Linked DNA regions of Homo sapiens: region 1 is linked to region 2. Evidence: read pairs that join two places in POLR2A ChIA-PET (ENCODE). Cell type or tissue: HepG2. All regions are shown on one strand.

Region 1 (8,000 bases), 73 kb after region 2:
CAAGTCTTTAGATAAACTCAACTGATTGTCAACCAGAACATTTTCAAATCTACCTATAAGCTATTAATAGCAATAGGTCCCCCAAACCTCCCACCAGCACTTCAAGTTGTCCCACCTTACTGGACCAAACCAATGTACTTCTTAAATGTATTTGATTGAAGTCTCATGTCTCCCTAAGATGTATAAATCCAAGCTGCTCCCCACCACCTTGGGCACATGTTCTCAGGACCTCCTGAGGGTTGTGTCACAGGCCATGGTCACTCATACTCAGCTCAGAATAAATCTCTTCAAATATTTTACAGAGTTTGGCTCTTCGTCAACAGGCCCCTTGCTAGGCCTAATGCTCAGCTGTCACCACCTGGAAATTCTTCATCATATCTTTGGACGTGTGCTCTAAACGTCACTGGGACCGGGAGCAGGCCTGAGAGCAGAGATTTGTGCCACCTGCACGTCTGCCACTGCTCCTGGCCTCTCCATTTGCATAGAACATTCTCGATGCCCTGTGGGATTCTGAGGCAGCCATGATGGTGGGAGTTCAAGGTAAGTAAAGAGCAGCAGAGTCAGCCACCCCCAAAGACACCACTTTGGCATAAGGATCATTTTGAGCTGAAGACAATTTTTAAGATGTAGATATAAGTGAAGCTCTCTCTCCTGCCCCTCTTTGCCTAAAAGCAGGACATAATTTAGTGAAGGTGTCCCCACTCCTGTCTCTACCAGGAAGGACAGAAGCCAATCACTGGGGCAAGTCTAGGCCTTATCAGCCTGGAGACAGCACTGGAGGAATCTACTCAGCAAACTTGACTACTAGGAACTAGCCCTTATCCTCCATTCATTTCCCATGTGTTTAGCTGGCTGCAGTTTGCTGCCCTAGAAGCCCAAAGGTCTTTTCCTTTGTCTTGTCACTCCTCTAAAATTTGTCATTATTTTGTTTAGAAGCTCTATCAGCCCAAGTTCTAATAAACCCTTGGAGTGACTCATGGCTGAGTGCTCCCATGTGTGTGCATGATGAGCATGTTAATAACCTTGTTTGTTTCTATTTTGTCAACCTGTCTTTTGCCATTCTAATTTATAGGACCTCAGCCAGAGAACCTAGGATGGGTAGAAGGAAAAGGAAACTTTTCCTCCCATATGTGTGTCCCACTTATGATAGATAAGTGGGGGCTGACGAGCCTGTAAACCAAAAATACAACTGCCCTGAGAGGCCACGCCACCTCCTTGAATCAGAAGTTTACAGACAGAAGGCAGGAAACAGAGGCAGCCACGGAGCCCATCCCACATCTCACCTGTGCTGTTTCCTGAATGGCCCTTTCATTAATCCTGGAGATGATGGCACGGAAGGGCAGGCAGAGGGCTGCAGCCTGGCTCCTTTCCTTCAGTCCTCCTGATGAGGTTCTCGCTCTTTCTTAACTCTGGCCCTCAGCAGAAGCACCTGGAGACCTTGCTAAACTCTGCACAGCTGAGCCCCGCCCAGAATTGCAATTCCCTCCCTTGCTGCCTAATGACTCCCAGGTGCTTTCCTTCAGGCCTCCTGTTGAGGTTCTCTGTCTTAAGCTCTGTCTTAACTCTGGCCCTCAGCAGAAGCACCTGGAGACCTTGCTAAAATCTGCACAGCTGAGCCCCGCCCAGAATCGCAATTCCCTCCCTTGCTGCCTAATGACTCCCAGGTGCCGCGACGCTGCCAGCCAGGGGAACACACTGCGGGAACCCATGCCTGGCACAATCCTTCCCATCCAGGCCTCCGCCCACGTGGCAGCCCATCCCTGCAACACCTGTATCTTCCTGGACAACTGAATTCAAATGCCCCTTTGTGTTAGTTTCTTGAGGTCGCCACAACAGGAACTTCTTGTCCCCCAGCCTGGAGGCCGGGAGTCTGCACCCACGGTGTCAGCCGGGCCAGGCTCCCTCTGCAGACTCCACAGCGGGAGGGCGCCAATGCCTTGCTCTTAGCTCTGGTGTTCGGGGAAACCCTCGTTTGTAGACGCGTCACCCCAACCTCTGCCTTCGTCCTCAAGTGGTCACCTTCTCCCCGTGCTCCCCTCTCCTCCCATGAGGACATTGGTCACATGGAACTCGAGGCTCACCCTGCTCTAGTTGACCCCAGCTCAACTTGATCAGTTCTGCAAGTGAGGGCTCGTTCACAGGCACCAGGTTAGGGCTTCAACATACCTTTCCGGGGGATGCAACTCAACCCACAACCCTTTCTCCTCCGAAGGTCTGTCCATGTCCCCCACACCGGAAGGCTCCCCTTTCCCCTAACCCCCCATGTCCTTCGTGATGGGGCCCTGCTCCCTCATCCCACTGAAAGCTCCCTGACAACAGCACTCATCTTGTTCACCTCTGGGCACCCCACAGCCCTCCGCATTGCACCCTCTGCTCATAGTTAAGGCCAGTTTGTTAAGAGATGGCATCGGTGATTATGACGCCTGGCTGACTTGTGACAAGTTCTGTCTTAAGAACTTAACACAGAGCTTCACAACAGCCATTAACAGGTATGTGCCATCATTATCCCTGTCTTAGACATGAAAAAAGAGAGATGCAAAATGATTAGGTGACTTTGAGAGCCCATGGTCAATAGATGCCACAGCCAGACATGAACACAGATGGATGGGTCCTCCAGAGTGTGCCAGATATAAACGCGGTGGGGTGGGGACTCCGGACCATGTGAACGCCCCCCCCCCACCCCCACCCCCACCCCGTGCAGCCTCTGGGCAGTCCTTTGTTCTGACTTCTCAGCTTTCTACCAGGGCCAGCTGCAGAATTTAGGGGCCCAGGACAAAACACAAATGCAGGACCCCCTGTACAAAAAGCAGGAAAAAGTGCCATTATTGGCCGGGCCCAGTGGCTCACGCCTGTAATCCCAGCACTTTGGGAGACCGAGGCAGGTGGATCACGAGGTCAGGAGATAGAGACCATCCTGGCCAACACGGTGAAACCCTGTCTCTACTAAAAACACACACACACACAAAAAAAAGCCAGGCGTGGTGGTGGGCGCCTGTAGTCCCAGCTACTGGGAAGGCTGAGGCAGGAGAATGGTGTGAACCCAGGAGGCGGAGCTGGCAGTGAGCCGAGATTGTGCCACTGCACTCTAGCCTGGGCGACAGAGCAAGACTCTGTCTCAAAAATAAATAAATAAATAAAAATTTTTTAAAAAGTGCCATTATGGTAGTAAAATATAAAGCTTTTTCCTTCCCTCTGCAGTCTCTTTCCCTTCTTTTCATTGGGTTCCTTTATTTGCCACATTGTCATTCTAAGAAGGAAAATTAAAAATTATTAGTCAACTTATTTTGTGCAATGCCAATTTCAAATGCAAATATAGGACCATTTATCTCATTTGCAAAATCACCAAAATTTCTCAATTTGCAGTTCGTAGCTTGTACATGTTTTCTTCTTATCAGAACAGTGAGGCACTACACAAAACTCCCTCAACTGTATCCACTACAGCTCCTGATCCAAGACTGGGTCTCTGGGCGTCGCTCACCGTGGTTCCCTCAGCACAGAGCCATGATGTTCTGGCCAGCACGGGCGCCTCACTCGCCCATGCAAGCCCTGCACAGCCTGCCTGTTCCGCCGGTCTCCAGCCACGCTCATCTCGCTGGGTTTTCCCAGCCTGCTCACCTCTCAGCCTCGCTACGGCTGCCCACACATTCCTCTCTCAGTCACACATTGGGGCCCCTCCAGCTGCTTCGTCCTGGTCCCAGTGGGCCACCAGGTAAAAGTGTCACACTTGTAAATGTTCAATTGATGCAAATTCACATTTAAAGTTTGTTTACTCTGTCCCTGCACAAAAGCTTTATTTTAAAGTTACACGATTAGACAGAAGTGGACCTTTGTCCTGGCTGAGGCCCTCCCATGGGTACCCACCCCCTGAATGGCTGATGCAAGACGGCAACAGTGTTGACTGAAACCAGGCAGTTTCAGGCCACAGCCAACTGGGGACACAGCAATGAGTGATGAACGGTCGGGGTCCTCTATGCCGCGCCATGAAACCTGAACTAACCAGACAAGTTTATCCAGAGCTGGACACGACCCTTTGGGGGCCATGCAGCTTTATTATTATTATTACCATTATTATTATTATTATTACTATTTTGTAGAAATAGGTCCTCACTATGCTGCCTAGGCCAGTCTCCAACTCCTGAGCTAAAGTGAGCCTCACTCCTTGGCCTCCCAAAGTGCTGGATTGACAGGCAGGAACCACTGTGCCCAGCCCCCACACACATTTTTTAGTCATCACTGTTGGGGTTTGGTCCTGGGTGTGTTGCTGGGCCTGACGGGAAGTTCCTCAACAGGTTCCTGATGTGAAACCCCGTGTTTCTCCCCTGAAAGGGGGCATCCAGTTTCTGTGTTGCTCTAATCTCTGAGACAGACCTCTGCGTTTCTTCCCTTCTGCTATCACCTTGTTGAAGAGGGTCCTGCTCTGAGGGCTGCCAGAGGTGCCTGGGCCTGCGGAGATGCTTTTTCTTGGAAGCAAAGGCTGTGTGCAGCCATTCTGGCCACCGTCCCTGGTAGGAGTCCTCCCCATGCTTCTGGGAGCCGGGGCCACTGCTTGCCTCTGACTGAACACGCACTGGCAGAGGCCTAGAATGATGAGCTCTTACAGTGTGACTGCAGTCCGGGTCCAGCCAGGGAAAAGCTTCATCCTAATTATGACTGTGGGACTCAGGCATGTCTGTTGTTAGGTGGAGGCTTGATCGACAGGCTCAGCCGCCCTGGTGTTCTGACTCTTGTTCCACTCACTGCACAAAATGAAGCTGGCGGAATATTGCTACAAAAGAATGATCGTGGCAGGAGGCGGGGTAGAGCAATGTCAGGTCACGGTGCGTCTTGCACCGAAATATTAAGGCAGTTGTAATGATCTTTGTCTCACAGAAATGAACAGAGTGATGAAGGAGGCTCAGAGAAAGGCAGCTGAGAAGAGCAACAAGGTAGAAAGGCTGACTTAAAGTAGAGAAATAAAAATTCATCCAGCACCTCCCAAGGTCGGACATTGGTCAAGACACGCCCAAATAGTTCAGGTCATTTAACTTTGCTCAAATTCCTCAAGGCAGTTATCACGACTCCTCCTGCTTTAGAGGTGAGAATGCCAAGGCTCCTGAGGGCTGAGTAAGGAGCCCTGGTTTGTTTGAGTGCAGGTAACACAACAGGTGTTAAAGCCCAATCTTCAGGGTCTTAATCCAACAGAAGTTAACTTTCGCTTAACTTCCCATCCTGTCCGCATAAAAGGGCTTCAAGTCCTCAGAAGGTTCTGGATTCAGCCTGCATGGAACAAAGGGCCCCTCTGCTCATTTCCATTGCTGAGCCTGACAGGAGAGGCTGGGATCGGAGTTCACCTTGAACCTAGGGTGGAAGGGAAGTGCATTTTGTGAACACATAGCACCCAGGCCAGGCACCCAAAGCCACACAGCTGCAACAGCAGCCTACAGTCCGACGCGGGTCAGGCAACGGAGTCCAAGCTCACGTGTTCTCTGACTTGAGTTTTCTGAACCTCAGAGTCCTCTCCTATAGAATGGAGAAAACGTCTCCTTCACAGGATTGCTGCGAGGATGAGCAGAGAAAATGCCTGCAGAGGACATTCCTGGATGCTTAGTTATGGACAGGGCACCAGGAGAAAGGGTGATGCTGGAGTCTCTCTTTAGTTCTTAGGGATCATCAACAAAGAGGGTGTCTCCTGAATCAAAGATCACAGCAGAGTGTGTCCGAGAGGCCGCCTCTCACCTCCCTCCCTGGCCTCGCACACGCAGTCGGGACTGGACTTCTGATGGCAATTCAGTGACGCACAATCGAAAACCAGCAGCGCGGAACAGGAGATGGGAGCAAACTAAGCTACCGTTTCACTAACTTCACAGAGGAGCCTGACACAGAAAAATGTATACATTGTTTGCCTTAAAGTGAACAATAGGGAATAGCTATCGTATCTTCAAAGCAGCTTTCCAAGATCAAATCCGTCGCATCCGGAATGCGTTTCTTTGACCTTGGAACCTCCAGGAGTGGCCAGGCTCCCCCACAGATCACACGCAGCATTGCCTAGAAGCCGGTAGCTCTCCCGTAGGACGCTGGGAAGCAGCCAGCTGTTCATGTGGGAGTGTCAGCGTGCGTTCCTTTGTCAACGTCCTGCAAGAAAGAAAAGGCAAGAACGTCAGCGATGGCTCCACTGACTGATTAAGGCAAAGGAAGTCGCCACTGTGAGTGATCACCCAGGCTACGCTGGACAGAAACAGGCCATTTGCCCAAGTCCCCCAGCAGCTGTCTTTGTTCCCCACTTCGATTTGCTAATGGGCAGTGGGGCTGGAGCTCACTCTGCTCCTTCAGGGAGTGGCTTGGCGACCAGGTCAGACTTCAGTGTCTCCAGGAGCCTGTGAACCTGGTGCAAGGCTCTTCAGAGTCAGGGAGGGTGGCACACGGTCTTCAGACACGGAACTGAGGCTGTCAGTGGTGGGGAGTAAGTGAAAAATCCCACAGGCCCTGCACTGTGTCCATACGTGTTATTAATCTTAGCAATGTGGCCCAGAGAACGCAAGCTCTTCCAGCCTCTGCCCAGGGGCAGCCCAGGAAGCCGTCAGGGATGAGTGATTCCCTTCCCTTCCCAAGAACCTGAGACAGGCGCAATTACCTCCATGGCTGATAACCACTGTTCTAATCCCATGCTTGACTTAAAATCATCATATTTTAGACTTAAGAAGTCCGGACCCAGCTGATTAATCAGCCTTTCCCAGGAGCCATCTGCGGGGCAGGGTCAGAGGAACCCTGGAAATTTTCTGTTCAGCCTGAATCTCTCTGTCCTGTTTTCCGAAATTACTCCCACTAGAAATAGAAGTTTCCTGATAAAAATGCCTACCCCCTGAGAATAGTGATGCTACGAACAGTGCGTTGATAAACACAGCTTCAGCTGTCTCAGACCCAGCACCCCACTGTAACACATATTTTATAATGCTCCTTTGCTGTCTTCTAATAGGACTCACAGATAACATAACCTTTTAAAGAAAGCAATATAATGTCCCCATTTTTATGTGATGAAGAAGTAAAAAGAAAGTCACTTAATAAAATAATGGATCTTTGTACTATGTACATACTTTGCCTATGTACTATAAGTGAATTCTGATAACTAAGCTAGAGACATTGATAAGACAACAAGTAGAAAAGGGTTTATGTGATAAATATTGTCATTGTTTTCAGTTCATTTGTTTATGTTTTTAATTGCCATAGTCTCAGTATGCTCAAAATCCTTTAGCTAGCACTCTGAGTACTCAAGGAATATGTCTCTTCTGGGCCAGGGAGGGCATGTGTGTACACATAGGTGCTCTGTTGTACTGGTCTTACAGCAGGGAGGTGACCTCTCAACTGTCTGCCAGGGAACTAAAGCTCAAAAAACATTTTTAAAGGTAAAGTACCATAAAATTTACACATCCATTTGCATTTGCATTTCCATCACCAGACAACAATGAGATGATGAATTTTGTCTCATTTAGACGTCAATTTGTTTCTGGACTTTTTATAAGCAAAAATGGAAGTATTTTAAACTAAACAGTAACTTTCTTTAGACAATTAAAATAAAGTACACTATTCAAACTTAATATAAAATAATAAAAAACATAAAAGCAGATAATATTCAAATATGAATTAGCCAGGCACGGTGGCGTATGCATGTTATCCCAGCTACTTGGGAGGCTGAGGCATGAGAATCACTTGAACCTGGGAGGCGGAGGTTGCAGTGAGCCAAGATCACACCACTGCACTCCATCCTGTGTAAAAGAGCGAGACTCTGTCTCAAAAAAGAAAAAAAAATTCAAATATGATTCCTGTTGTCATAAAAGATCTTCAGTAGACAAAAAAATCACTTCGCTCAAACAGGAATAAAACACAGGACACATTTTTCACATATTTGCTTTACACTTACAATCTCATCCAACCACAAAACATCTTAAAACTTGCAGACTGAATTATATATATATATTTGTATATTTTTTTAAATTTTACTTTAAGTTCTGGGATACATGAACAGA
Region 2 (8,000 bases):
CTGTAAATACGTGGCTTGATTTCTGGCCTCTCTATCCCGTCCCACTGGTCGATGCGTATGTGTTCATGCAACCACCATGCTGGCTTGGTTACTCTAGCTTTGTAATCTGTTTTGAAAATAAATAGTGCTATGCTTCTAGCTCTGTTCTCTATGTTCAGGATTGCTGTGTCTATTTGGGGTCTCTTGTGGTTCCATACAAATTTTAGGATTGTGTTTTCTATTTCTATGAAAAATGATATTGGGATTTTGATAGAAATTGTATTGAATCTGTAGATTGCTTTGGGTAGTGCAGACATTTTAACAATATTCATTCTGACAGTTTATGAACACAGGATAATATTTTAATATGTGTCATCTTCAATTTCTTTCATCACATTTTACAATTTTCAGCGTACATATTTTTCACCTCTTTGGTTAAATTTACTGCTAAGTATTTTTATTGTTTTGATGTTATTGTAAATGAGATTTTCTTAATTTCTTTTTTATATAGTTTGTTGTTAGTGTGTAGAAATGCAACTGCTTTTTGCTTGTTGATTTTGTATCCTGCAACTTTACTGAATTTGTTTGAGTTTGCAACAGTTTGGGGTGAGATCTCTAGGGTTTTCTATATATAAGATTATGTCATCAACAAACAGAGACAATTTTATTTCTTTCTTTCCTATTAGTTTGTTTGTTTGTTTGTTTTCTTAATGCTGACTAGGACTTCCAGTATGATGTTGAGCAGAAGTGGTGAGAGCAGGTATCCTCATGTTGTTCCTGACCTTAGAGGAAAAGGTTTCAACATTTTACTATTGAGTATGATGGGAGCTTCAGGCTTGCCATATACGATCTTTACTGTGTTGAGGTAACCTCTTTGATTCTACTTTGCTGAGAATTTTTATCATGAAAGGTTTTTGAATTTGTCAAATCCTTTTTTTGTATGTGTGTCTATCAAGATGATCAAATGATTTTTGCCCTTTGTTCTGTTAATATGGGGTACTATATTTATTAATTTGCCTATGTTGAACCATCCTCAAATCCCAGGGGAAAATCCACTTGATTCTGATCCTTTGAAGTGCTGTTGAATTCAGTTTGCTAGTATTTTGTTGAGGATTTCTGCATCTATGTTCATCAGAGATATTGGTCTATAATTTTCTTTCTTGTAGTGTCCTTGTCTGGCCTTGTAAAATGAATTTAGAAGTATTTTCTTCAGGTTTTTGGAAGAGTTGAGGAGTATTGGTATTTGTTCTTCTTTAAATATTTGGTAGAATTTAGAAGTGAAGTCATCAGGTCCTGGACTTTTTTTAATGAGCAACTTTCTATTATGGATTCAATATCCTTACTTGTTATTGGTCTATTCAGGCTTTCCATTTCTTCATGATTAAGTCTTGTTAGGTTGTATGTGTCTAGAAGTTTATCCATTTCTCTTAGGTTATCCAATTACTTGGAATATAATTATTCACAATAGTCTCTTATGATTCTTTGTATTTCTGTGGTATCAGTTGTAATGTCTCCTCTTTCATTTCTGATTTTATTGTCATCTTTTTTTTCCTCAGTTAGTGAAAGATTTAACAATTTTTTTATGTTTTTAAAAAACCAAGTAGTTTCATTGTTCTTTTCTATTGTTTTTCTAGTGTCTATTTCATTTATTTCTGCTCTAGTTTTTATTTCCTTTCTTCTGACTTTGGGTTGAGTTTATTCTCCTACTTCCCTGAAATGCATTGTTCAGATGTTTATTTGAGATCTTTTTTTTTTTTTGATATGGACATTTATTGGTATAAACTTTTCTTTTATAACTTCTTTTGCTGCATCCCATAAGTTTTGGTATGTTGTGTTTCCATTTTCATTTGTATCAAGATATTTTAAAATTTCCTTTTTAATTTCTTCTTTGACTCAGTGGTTGTTCAGGAGCATATTGCTTAATTTCCACATGTTTGTGATTTTTTAAAAAAAATCGTCCTGTTTTTGATGTCTATTTTTATTCCACTGTGGTCAGAGAAGAAACCTGATATGAATCCAGTCCTCTTAAAGCTGCTAAGATTTGCTTTGTGGCCTCACCTATGATCTATCCTGGAGAATGTTCTGTGCATGACTGTTAGGTCCAGTTGGGCCAATGTGAGTTTCAAGCCCAATGTTTCCTTACTGATTTTCTGTCTGGATGATCTGTCTGCTGTTGAAAGTCGGGTATTGAAGCCCTCCTGCTGCTATCATATTGCAGTCTATGTCTCCTTTCAGATTGATTATTATTGGCTTTACATATTTAGGTGGCCCAATGTTGGGTACACAGACTTAAAAATTGTAACATGCTCTTGATGAATGGGCCCCTTTATTATTATGTAAGGACCATCTTTGTCTCTTTTTACAGTTATTGACTTAAAGTCTGTTTTTTCAGACATAAGGATAGCCATTCTTGCTCTCTTTTGGTTTCCATTTGCCTGAAATATCTTTTTCCATCCCTTCACTTTCAGTCTACCTAAACCACCTGCCAAGGAGTCCTGGAGAAGTCACGCACAGCAGTGCCTCAGCAGGCAGGTCCACCTACATGGTCCCAGCTGTGGATGTGAAAATTACCCTGTGCCTTGGCACCAGCCCCCCTCAGCTGTGGTTGCAGGTTAATCCTGCTCCTACGAGGACCCAGAGAGAGACCCACCCATCTGAAACACCCAGAGGCTTGCGGTGGGTCTTGTTCCACAGCAGATGCTGACGGGACCCTCTCTTGGCTCTAGGCCCTCTCGGCTGTGACCCAGGAGCCCTCTTAACAACACAGGGGCCTGCTGGGAGACTCGCTGGTCTAGGCCACCACGATAGGGTTGCTGGCCTCTGTCCCATTGCAGAGCCTGAACAAGCTCTGAATGCTGACTCCAGCCCCATTCTACTGCCACCCAGGAGAAGTTCCAGTCACATAGGGAACTGCTAGAGTCTCACCCACCAGTGCCCCTGGATGGAGCTTAATGAACTTGGACCCTTGCAGATCCTGACACAGCCCTGGGGCTCGGGTCTAGCCTTTCCTACCAGGCTATGATCTGGGAGAGTTCTGCCGAGCCGGGGTCCTGCCAGGAGACACACAATTCCGTCCCTGGAGTAGGCTTGCCAACCTCTGTCCTATGGCAGATCCTCAAAGGGCCCTGGACCTCGGTCCTGGCCCATCCTGCCTGCAGACTGAGAGTGGTTCTGTCCACCTGGGGACCCTGGAGGCACACGTCTAGCAGTGCCCCTGCAGGCTGACTTCTGACCTTGGTCCACGGGGGATCTTCTCAACTGGCTCCAGCTCTTCTCAGCTATGACCTGCGACCAGGCCTGCCCACCCAGGAACCTGCTGGGAGATACGCCTGTCTGCACTTCCCCATCCCTACCTTTTTTTTTAAAATAAAAAAATAATTTTTCTTTTTTTTAAGTGAGAAGAGTCTTGTTATGTTGCTCAGGCTGGTCTTAAACACCTGGGCTCAAGAGATCCTCCCACCTTGTCCTCCCAAAATGCTGGGATTGAAGGCATGAGCCACCATGGCCAGCTTTTAACTTTTTTATTGTGGTAAAACACACATAACACAAAATGTACCATGAGTGATACTTAGTGAATTCCCCGTGTTGTGCAACCATCACCTCTATATAGTTCCAGAACATTTCTGTCACCCCAAAGGGAAGCCCCCTACCCATCAGTAGGCACTCCTCATTACCCCTCCCCTAAGCCACCAATCTGCTTTTGATGGATTTGCCAATTCTGACATTCCATATCAACGGAGTCATACAACATGTGGCCTTTTGTATCTGACTACTTTCACTAGAATAATGTTTTCAAGTAACCTACTGGAATTTTTATGTCTTAGGACTGCAGATGCTTTTTATGTGGCAGGAATGACAGCATACTTTGATCTGGGAGGCCATGACCTCACATGCTGTGATGGTAAACAAATGGTGACAAGGCCAAGGGGCCACTATTTAAATACAGCCCAAAGATGCCCCCACAGGGAGCTCTTTGGTGCAAAGTCTGATTTCAAGCCCAGGATTTGTAAACAACAGAGTCATTAGGGCTTTCAGTGATTTATCTCACTCTGAATGATTGTCTGATCTTAAGTTAACAAAATAATTTTAACAAATAACTGGTTGATTTAAAAAAAAACACACAGAAAGTTAACTCCTGGCTTCTTTTGTACTGTTTTCACCTAATAATCCTTTAAAAATATTAGAATAATCTTTTTCTCCTCTTTAAATACATACATAGCATAATCGTAGTGTAGCACATTCAATTACTGGTGGGAGGCTGTGTGGTATTTGTAGAATTCTTTCAAGACACCTGAGCAAATAAACATGGGATGTAATGTAGTTTAATCACCACTTGAACATATTGTGCTTTGTCAGAGCTGTTATATTTATACATATGGCCACATCTTCAGTCCCAATGTCATAGTTAACATGCTGGTGGCACAGGTAGGGACTTGAACTATTGCTTTCTCTAGGACAGGATCCTTGGTTTTTAAAAATCCATGTCACTTTTTCTTGATTTGATTTTTTACCACTTAGGAATGTTGCTTATTCATTAGTTTCTGGAGCTCTTGGATTATTCTTTTGACATTTAATCCATTCCTGGAAGCTCCGAGAGTTGCTTCATTGAAAGGAAAAACAAGAACAAAGTTGCCTGCTTGGGGATCTGGAGCTTTGCCACGGTCTGACAGGACACACGGGGAGGTCTTGGTCTTGCAGGAGTGCGACTGGAAGAGGGACGCGTAGGGCATGAGTGTCTTGTGAGGCGTGTGCCTGCTCCGTAACTTGGGCTTGCTTTGTGGCATCTCCCTTGTTGACAGATGAAAATCCTGCCCACTCATCTCTCCTTCCAGCTGGGAGGCAGGTGCAGCTTCAGGACGCACACTCACAGCTTTCTCCACCACAGAGTCATCCTCGTTGTACATTCTGCTTGTGAACGAAAGAGAATCATAAGGAAGACAGTCAGGAGCATCAAGCCCACCTCTGTCACTTTTTGCAGCGTCGATGTTGGAATTTCCATGTGTGGCATTACTGGCTTCTCTCCCCTCATTTCTTAGACCATTTAAGTAAATCAGGTCAATAATATCATGGACAAGTTTTCTCTTCACCAACACATCTGTTGAACAATCCAAGGTCAAGGCTGGGCTGTAGTTGACCTCTAAAAGCCATGGTTTCAAGTTGTCATCAATCAAAATATCAAACCCAAAGAGCTCAAAGCAATTGGCAGCAAAGGGGACAGATGGTGCAATGGCGAGAATGGTGAGAATAACCATGCGGTGGATTTTCTTCCACAAAAGCAGATCGTCCACATCCCAGCTACGAAGGTAGGAAAAAAATCTGCTGAGCGTCCATTTACAACCATGACCAATCACTTCTTTGATCTTCTCATAAGAGGCCCCGGATTTATTGATGCTGCTGTTGGTCAAATGGGCATAATTGTTTTGCAAATTACTGAGGTCAAACTTTTCCGTGGCAAACCGAACCAACCCTTCCTGATAAACATAAATGGTCAAAGGCTTAAAGCCAGTAACACAAACATAGATGCGGAGATCACATTTATATCTGCCAATAAGTAAAGGATTGGAGATATATTTCTGCACTATGTACATATCATCAAAGATGAAGTCTTTAAAGTCACTGAAAATTAGTATCCCCCTCCCACGAGATAACTCAGCAGGCTTGCAAATCCAATAGCTATGCTTGGTGCCCAGCATCTGCCTCTCCTGAAAGTATTCAGCCACGAACTTGGTATAGTCATTGGGCATGACGAACGTCAGGGGGATGAACTGGTACAGGGAAGTGCCATACATCCTCCTCATGTGCTTCAGGTGTTTGGCCAAACAGTCTTTCCTGGTAAGCTTGGTGGTTCCAGGGTGGTGGTTTAGCTGCTGCCACGGTTTAACACTGTTGTGTTCGGTCATTCGGAAAGAGGATGTCCTCCAGTACAGGTTCCAGTCCTCCGCGTTCTGCTCCTGCTTATCAAACTTATTCCACCCCCTCTCCAGGAGGACGCTTTGCACCACAGCCGGGGTGGTCTCGTCAACGCGAAAAACCAGCGGCTTCAAGAGGGCCCCTGAAGGTTCATCTTCCGCCATCAAATGAGGTTTTTTCTAAAAATGGATCATTGAGAAAGGTTAGGAGAGTGGTCAAGACCATAACCTAGTAGATTTTTCTGAGGAAACCGTGCACCCGGTGCTGCCAGCTGTCCTGTGTGTCCACCCTCCCACTGTGCAGTCTCACCGGACACCCACGTCTCTTCACCAATGCACCCATCTCTGCTCCCTTTATTAGAATAAATCCATCTTGTCCTGGGAACCCCTTTACTCTTTCTTCCGATTTTGCCCTGCTATTGCATTCTGTTAGTAACATGTTAAAAATGTTTGCAAATACTCTATCATACTTTTGAGGGCTGAGTCCCTGCAGACCCATATCTGCGGCCCGTCCTGTTGGCCTAAAAAGTGAGCATGATTAAGAACAAAACACGAATGTCAACTTTCATTTAGTTAAATGAATTCAAGTATGTTACAAGAGGTGTGAAACAATGATGTCATAAAATTAGTAAGAGTTCTTTTGGCCTGAGAAATTTAAGAAGGCCAGGCACCTACCATGGTTCCCCATGCACCCACCTGACCCATCAGGCCCACTGGAGGGGTTTCGGTGCATAGAGGCTTGGGTCACTCAAATAAGTGGTTATTAGTGACAAAGAGAGTCGGAAAGAACAACTTAAGTTTTTAAAACCTATTCAGTAAAAATAATAATGTAGAGATTTTGCCTCACATTTTAAAAGATAAAAGGCAGATTTGAAATATTCTTTTGAACTTCGAAGAAGGAAAGCAGAATAATTCTTAAGACGATCATAACTGATGATGAAGTGTGTTGTTTCATTAAGATCTAGAGAAAAGGTAAAAAACGTCAAAGACTCTTGATAAAAATGTACATATGTCAAAGTCCTGAGACAACGTGCTCATCAAAATTTTCAAGCTAAGGCAATTTTGATTTGTATTGTTCGTGCAAAATTGATCACATAATGATATAAATAACTTACTTGGTGGAAATTCTGTAGTGTTTGAAAATTTCTGATTGATATAAAAGAAGTAAATTTTGACAGATGCTGTACTTTCCGTGAAGGTTTTACAAGAAAGGAAGGAGGGAGGGAGGGAAGGAAGGAAGGAGGAAATGAGGGAAGGAAAGAGTAGAAAAGGAGGAAGGAGGGAGGGCAGGAAGGAGGGAGGGAAGCAAGCAGAGAAAGAAAGAGGGAGAGCAGGAAGGAGGAAGGGAAGGAAGGAGAGAAGGAGGAAAGAAAAAGAAGAAGGAAGAGGGGAGGGAGGGGAAAAAAGAAGGAGGAAAGAAGGAAGGAAGGAAGGAAGGAAGGAAGGAAGGAAGGAAGGAACTACCTGGCTTGCCCACCCACCTTCTTCTCCAGTGTTGGTGTTGGGCGGCCTCGCCTGGGAGGGATGGAAACACCTGCTTCCTGTAGCCTTGCTCCCAGGCCTGCAGGCGGCTGCTCAGTGTGGTTTGCCTCGGATGGAATGTTAAGGGTAAAGGCTGGGGTGGTGGTTCTCAAAGATCTGTGAACAAAGCAGCATCAACAATGAACACACAGCATCTCCCTTGTCACTGTTGCTTTAATAAGGAACATACAGAATTGATCAATCCATCATGGTTATTAAAATTCAGTTGTCCTAGTTTGCAGTAATGCTTTCAAATTGTTCCATGCTATCAATAAGTTTCAAGCAGTGTGTGTGTGTGTGTGTGTGTGACTATGTTGTGCCTGTTGAGTGTGTTTGTTGTTTCTGTGTTGTCTGTGCATGTTGTGTGTATTGTGTGTCACATGTGGTATGTGTTGTCTGTATGTTGTGTGTTGTGTGAGTGTATTGTGTGTTGCATATGGCATGCATGTGTGTCATGTGTGTTGTGTTGCATCTAGCATGTATGTTTGCTGTGTGTTGTGTATGTTGTATGAGTTGTGTGTGTTGCTTGTGTTGTGTGTATGTTGTGTGTGTTGTGTGTTGCATGTGGTATGCACGAGTTGTGTGTTGTAT

The links. Peaks named below come from ENCODE experiments on the same cell type or tissue, not always from the same donor. Only the 100,000 strongest peaks of a DNase experiment are listed, where the experiment ranks them.
Region 1: POLR2A ChIA-PET joins it to region 2 with 15 read pairs; 2 of 35 experiments call an interaction of 5 or more read pairs at or near these places.

The regions. Positions count from the first base shown.
Region 1 is chr6:167,264,742-167,272,741 of GRCh38, reverse strand. It overlaps a transcript of UNC93A not described here. Among named protein-coding and RNA genes, the nearest start is that of UNC93A, 23 kb to the left of the region's middle. RefSeq lists an enhancer at 3,893-5,092. In HepG2, no CTCF peak of the experiment used is centred here; DNase peaks (open chromatin) are centred at 3,781 and 5,328; H3K4me3 peaks cover 704 bases.
Region 2 is chr6:167,338,173-167,346,172 of GRCh38, reverse strand. TTLL2 (tubulin tyrosine ligase like 2) reads right to left here. Exons shown (of 3, transcript NM_031949.5): 2 at 7,370-7,526; 3 at 3,485-6,068. The coding sequence ends at 4,494. Among named protein-coding and RNA genes, the nearest start is that of TTLL2, 17 kb to the right of the region's middle. In HepG2, no CTCF peak of the experiment used is centred here; DNase peaks (open chromatin) are centred at 3,892 and 4,282.